2 separate regions of the Mus musculus genome follow, and region 2 is linked to region 1. A link is a contact called in ENCODE Hi-C or POLR2A ChIA-PET data. All regions are on one chromosome and are shown on one strand. The core of a region is the stretch at or near the end of the contact, and the rest is flanking DNA. Distances in the headings are between cores, read along the strand shown.

The links. Hi-C counts contacts between places; a loop is a spot of excess contacts on that map. ChIA-PET counts read pairs that join two places held with the same protein, here RNA polymerase II (POLR2A).
Region 2: a loop to region 1 is called in a map of T-helper 2 cell, with 2.0 times the contacts of the local background. The contact joins the promoter of Rabep1 here to the enhancer-like site in region 1. A Hi-C loop is called at or near these places in 1 of 37 maps with a recorded cell type or tissue (T-helper 2 cell). POLR2A ChIA-PET finds 5 or more read pairs at or near these places in 1 of 5 experiments (Patski).

Annotation. Positions count from the first base shown.
Region 1 is chr11:70,804,155-70,807,177 of GRCm38, reverse strand. The region is part of intron 1 of Scimp (SLP adaptor and CSK interacting membrane protein); the gene reads left to right. Among named protein-coding and RNA genes, the nearest start is that of Scimp, 6.9 kb to the left of the region's middle. Within about 2 kb of position 1,480, at least 1 of the 3 ENCODE cell types and tissues checked has a DNase peak (open chromatin) inside an H3K27ac peak, as active enhancers do.
Region 2 is chr11:70,843,289-70,846,311 of GRCm38, reverse strand. Rabep1 (rabaptin, RAB GTPase binding effector protein 1) reads right to left here and starts at 1,551. Exons shown (of 18, transcript NM_019400.3): 1 at 1,304-1,551. The coding sequence starts at 1,337.

The DNA.
Region 1 (3,023 bases), core at 231-2,730:
GGTGGCTAGCAGATGGATGGCAGGGGTCTCACCTGCCGACATATGTCCTAAAGATGTGGCTTGGGAATAATACTACACAGGACAGGAATTTGAGACCCTCACTCAAGACTCTGTACAATATGAACAGTATGTGAATCTGACTGCTCACTGCATAAAAGCCAAAACAGGATGTTGGCAGGAAAGAGATCAGCCTCATCCAAGGAGTAGTGCCTGAGAAGGTGCACGCTGATGTCCCCAATGCTTCCTCCCAGAGAAGTTAGGTACATGAAAAGGAGGAAGTGTCCGGAGCCACGGGCAGGAAGACTACCGCTGGGTGGGTCTTCATCACTCAGAGCACCTGCTTCCTTTCTTATTTTTCTCTGGCTACAATGTAGCAGCCTCCTAGGGCTGGTTTTTGTCTGTAGAGGGCTCTATCTGTTTTCTACAAGTCAAGCCTTGTAGTACTTGACTCACTTTCTGTTAGCTGTTGGGCAGAAGGGAAAAAATAAGAATTATTACATATTCTGGTGTAACCCAAGATCAGTACATGTTCTGGGTTCTGTAAATCTAAATAAAGATTACCCGTGATTATCATCTTTTTTTTTATGTGCGGTGCTGGGAATCGATCTCTGAGCGTTTGCATCTTGAAGTTGTAGCAATCTTTTTTTTTTTTAAGATTTATTTATTTATTATATGTAAGTACACTGTAGCTGTCCTCAAATAGAAGAGGGCATCAGATTTCGTTACGGATGGTTATCAGCCACCATGTGGTTGCTGGGATTTGAACTAGGGACCTTCGGAAGAGCAGTCTGTGCTCTTAACCACTGAGCCATCTCACCAGCCCAAGTTGTAGCAATCTTACCATGAAGCCACATCCTCAGCCCCAGTTATTATCTTACTCATTCAGGGTTAGTTTATGTTTAGAATTTAGAGTGTCAGGCTAAGGGAAGAGAACTAACCTTGCAAAAGAAGAAAGGAGGAGAAACTACAAAGGACATTTCACGAAGGCATGGCCACTGTTACACACCCGGGCTGCATGGCCACAAGGGATGTCCACCCACAGTGGAAAGAAGGGCTGTCAAATCTTTTACTCATCTATTCATTCACAGACACACATGCAGTATCTGCTGTGGCCCTGTGACTTAGACACCAGGAGCGTGGTAGTAAGAGAGGAGCCAGGGCCCTGCCAGTATGGTACTTACACACCAGCAAGGGGGGTGGGGGAGGACGATGACCAAAGGGACACACGGCAGACAGGAAAGAGATGCCAGCATTGTATGGGTGGGGAAAGATGTGTGTCATCCATACTTCACAGAATAACCCAGATCTGAGGTGCCCCTTCCTGTAGCTGAGGGGCCGTCATGGGGCTCGGGGAGGAGGGAAGGAAGGCCCCAGAAGTGCCACAGGGAGATGTAGAGTGGGAAAGATGGGCTGGAAAGAGGTGGAAGACTTTGTGGCTCACTTGGGAGCACTGTCCTCACTTGGGAGCCTGCCTGCTTCCTGCCTTGGCCTACCCTGCCCCCACCTTCCACCCCCACCCCCCACCCCCCACCCGCGTCACCCTGGTTATTGACTTTGCTTCCTACTTTGGAGAAATGGACATTTGTAGTGTGATCTGCCCACTTCCTGTCCCTACGTCCTTCTTTCCTCCGGTTCCATTCAGCATCTCTCTTCTCTCCTTGTCACCGTTCGATTTTGAAAGCTCAATCTGCGACCAGAGGAGACAGCATCTCCCGGCTCCGCTCTGCCTCTTCTTCCCTCTCTCTCCTCCAACCCTGCGTTTCATTTTTCTCCTCCCTCCTGGAATCTTCACAGTCTGCAGCAGGCTGAAGTTCCTCACATCATAAACAAACTCTGGGCCTTGGATCCTTCTCTTCTTGAAATTCAGAGTTTCTCTTTCCGTGAAGACACCCTCCCCCTTCCTTATTCCTGTGGCAAACCCCCCTCCCAAGTTCTTCTTCCTCTTCCTTTCCATCTGTGGCTTCCAGCCCCCATACACCTCCCCAGAGCTACAGATGTACGGAATCTGTAAATCTCTGAGATTCCCAAGGACGACTGGGGAGAAAGGGCAGAGAGTTCCGAGAGTTCTGAACACTTGAGCAGAAGTGTTATGAGTTAGGGAGAGGACACCAAGCCGGGAGGACACAGGGGACCACTTCATGTTCCAGGAACTGCGTTTCTGCACCCTCTCCACATCGGCTCTAACTGTCCTCCAAGGACCTCAGAGAGCCAAGTCCTGGAAAGAAAACCTGAGGCACTAGGGAGTTAGTTTTTCTTCCTAAATGTGCAGGCAAGTGAGTTTAAATGAAGAAGTACAAAAAAGGTCAGCCTGGAGCCTTGCTGGTGAGAGGGAACTTGGTCGTTGGTGTAACCTTCCAGGGGCCATGGCAAGCACGCAGGAAGGTATTTGGGTTCAAGGAATATTTTCAGTGCCTTTTATCCCACCCGGTTCCTGCTGCCACCATCTATGGCTGCTCCAAGGAACAGGCACACGGTCTCCAGCACCAATTAGGAGTCCTACAGACCTGTCAAAAGTGGGGCTCTTCACTCAGACCAGAGAACCTTCTAGATGGCTTGTGAAAAATGCTGATTCAGATTCTCATACCAGATCCACAAGAGTTGGGAGTTGCACTTTGAAGCAGAGTAGGTGCTTGTAAAGACCTTGTATTTAAGTGCATCTTGGTATCCAGGAAAATTGAACGGGTTTTTGGGATGCTCAGACATACTGGTCAAAAGTTAAGGCCCTAGAGTCAGGCAAGTTTTGGTTTCTGATTTTTTTTTCCCAATTATTTGTTCTACAATCTTGTTAAGCTCTCCCAGGCCTCTATTTTCTAACCTGTAAAGTGGGATGATAATGATGACTATTTAGCTTATGGAGCTATTGTGGGGATGAAAGGATCTGGGTATATAGAATAATTAACTCATAGAATGTCAGCACACAGTACATATTGCTGTTTTGTTGTTCTTGATGTTTGTTTGTTTGTTTGAGACAAGTCTCACTATGTAGTCCCAGAACTTGATATGCAAAGCAGGTGGTCAAGGAG
Region 2 (3,023 bases), core at 302-2,801, 39 kb before region 1:
GCTGGACATTACCCCTTAGGCAACTAACAAAACCCAAAACTAGAGGCTAACAATCTTTAGAGAACACTTCCCAGAGAGCAGCAAGAGTCTCAAAATCTGATAACATTGTTTCCAGTTCCCCTACCGCAAGAACAAACAGAGGTTTTCACAAAAGATCATTTCAAGAGACTACTCTTGGAAAAGGCCAAGAACCTCCTGAGCCAACCACCACATCCCAACATTCTACTTACAGGTAAAGATGCTAAGCACAAAAGCCAATTAGAAAAGTACACCTGAAAGAACTTTCCCAACTAGATACAGTAAGATCTTGCCAAGGACGGAGCACATTCTTTCCAAACATAACTCCCGGTTGACGACAACAACACCTGAAACAATGTGGTCAAAACTCTGGGGCAGAGCTCAGTCGGTTTAAAGGTCATAAAGGGTTCTAATAACCATCATGGCTTATTTAGAACAAGGCCCTTTTTTTCTTCCAATATGAGCATTATTAAGACAGTCTGTCCTGCACGTCTAAGTCTTGGCTACTCAGGAAACTGAGGCAGGATAGCTCAGGAGTTTCAGGTCATCATGGTCCACAAAGTGAGACCCCATCGCTTGAACGGTAGAGACGGAATGGAGAAGACGATTGACTCCTCGATTTCGGCCCACTCGAGCACCTTTTCATCCCTAACACTCTCGAAATAATACTAAACTATCCTTTTACAGATGAACGTTGCCATCTTTATCGCCTGGCCCAAGACTTGCCCATCTTTCTCGATAAAGAGACATGAATCAAGCGCTCTTCGTTCGTCAGAAACTGAGGCCCTAAGAGACTAAGATATGAGCCCGGCCTTACCATGAAGCAACACAACCACTCAAAAGAATGCTACCCAATGCTTAGGATCACAGTTACTTTTACAAGTCCGGTGCAAAGAGCGCTGGAGCGTGGCCTGAGGAGGCGGGAGCGGAGGTGGGGCGAGAGGGCACACGGCCACTACCAAGGCGAGGGCTCGCGTTTTCTTTAAGGAATATAGCACATGCTCTCCATTTCCATCCTCCCCACCCGAGGAACCCACGTGCTGATCCCACCGCACCTTCCTCTCCGCCGGCTCCCTCCCTGCAGCCTCCCCACGCCCTTCCCCGCGGCCGCCCGCGCGCGCCTCCCTCTCCCTCCCCAGCCCGGCTGCCCCAGCACGCGTCGCCCGCGCGCCCCCGCCTCCAGTCCGTGGGTCACCCCCGGGCCCGCGCGCGTGCCCTTCCTGCCCCCAAGGGCCCCCACGACGCTGCGCCGGGCAGGCCGCGCCCGCCATGGTGGGCGCCTCACCGTCAGGCTGGGGAGCCGGGCCCGGCTGCGCCATGGCCAGTGGGCGGCCTCGGAGAACGGGGATGGGCGGGGAAGCGGCGTCCCGGGATGCCGCGGGCTCAGCTGGCGGAGGAGGCGTCGACCGAGCCGCGGCCACCGCCGCCCAGGGAGGAACCGCTAAGGCTGGAGCCGCCGGCGCCGCCACAGCCTCGGGCAGAGACGGACCGGAGCGCCGACCTCCGCCTCCTCATCCTGACAGCGGGAAATAAGCAGTGCGCAGGCGCGGGGGGATGGGACGGCACGTGACGCTGGCCTAAGGGAGGGGCGGGGCCTCAGGAGGGAGGGAGACCAGGGAGGAGGGGTCCGGGGCCTGGGAGCCAGAGGGAGGCTGATGAGAGAGCTATGGGTGTTGGAGACTGGCGGCTGCAAAGACGAAGACTGTGCAAGCTCTTGGCTCCCAGGACACAGACAAAAATATCAAGCTGAGTGAGGAGACCCTGGGTGCACGCGAACCCAGCCGCTACTTTGCCTAGTTGTGTGTCCTTGAGAAAGTCCCTTAACCTCATAACCTTGAAAAGTAGAGCGGCTAAGAAAAGTTTAAATGAGGATATAAAGTAGGAAGAATTGTTATGGCCAGAACTTGGTCTGGTCCCCAGATGTGCAAGCCAATGCACTTTTTCCATTAAGCGACTATGTTTGACTTTAACGTGATCAGCCCAGAGAAGCTGTTGGAGATACAGCCAGACGCAGTGCTTGCATTCTTGACAGGAGAAAGTGCCACCCTTCTGCCTGGGCAAGAGAGCCATACGGAGACTCCAGACTTTCCTTTCCAGCCTCATTCAGACCTTGCTGCCTTCCTAGGGCAAGGGGTCTACACAGTCTGGCACTTCAGGACCAAGTCCACCTGCCTTCCTATGAGCCCAGAATTCCCTCCCTGGGTAGCTGAAGCTGTAGTCTCTCATTTTTCTATAAGACAGGGTGTAAACGTTTCTCAACGTGCCAGAGGGCAGCTGCATTTGGAGGAGGTGGCACAGCACTTACACATTTGAGCTGCTCTGTGTGTTCACAGATCCTTCGTGGTGCAAGACAGGTGAGGAAAGAAGGAAGACAAGCAACAGACCAGGAGCCCAGCCAGGGCTTACGCTCCTCTCACCAGCTTATTCAAGTGCACATACCCCCAAAGGCCAGGGATCTATGCTAGTCTTTTTTTCTCCCTCCTGCAGTCCTGGGGATTTAACCTTAAGCATAGTAGGCAAGCACTCCACTACTCAGCTATAGCAATAGTTCTTGTTCTGTTTTTTTAATTTTGAAACACCCTCTCCCTAAATGGCCCAGGTTAGCCTTGAGTCTGCAATCCTGCTTCATCCTCCTGAGAAGCTGAGATTTCAGGGTTGGACCACTACTAGGTCCTACTTTTTCTTTTTCTTTCTTTCTTTCTTTCTTTCTTTCTTTCTTTTTCTTCTTCATTTATTCTGATTCTAAAAGTTCTAAGCTCAAGTCTGCTCCAGAGTCACTGCAGATGCCTACATTCAAACCATAATAGTCATTAATGGTTTGACTTTAGTCAAAGTAGAAGACTAGGCTCTAGTAAGGTTCACAGTTCTTTGGAATGGTTTATAATTTTAAATAGGTAGTCATCTGTTTGTACTTTTGCCTGAGGTCCCACTAAGATGAAGGGGGGTTATATTTAGACTTTTAAGCAATTAACATCTCCTGGTATGCCTTTGACAGAACAAATGAA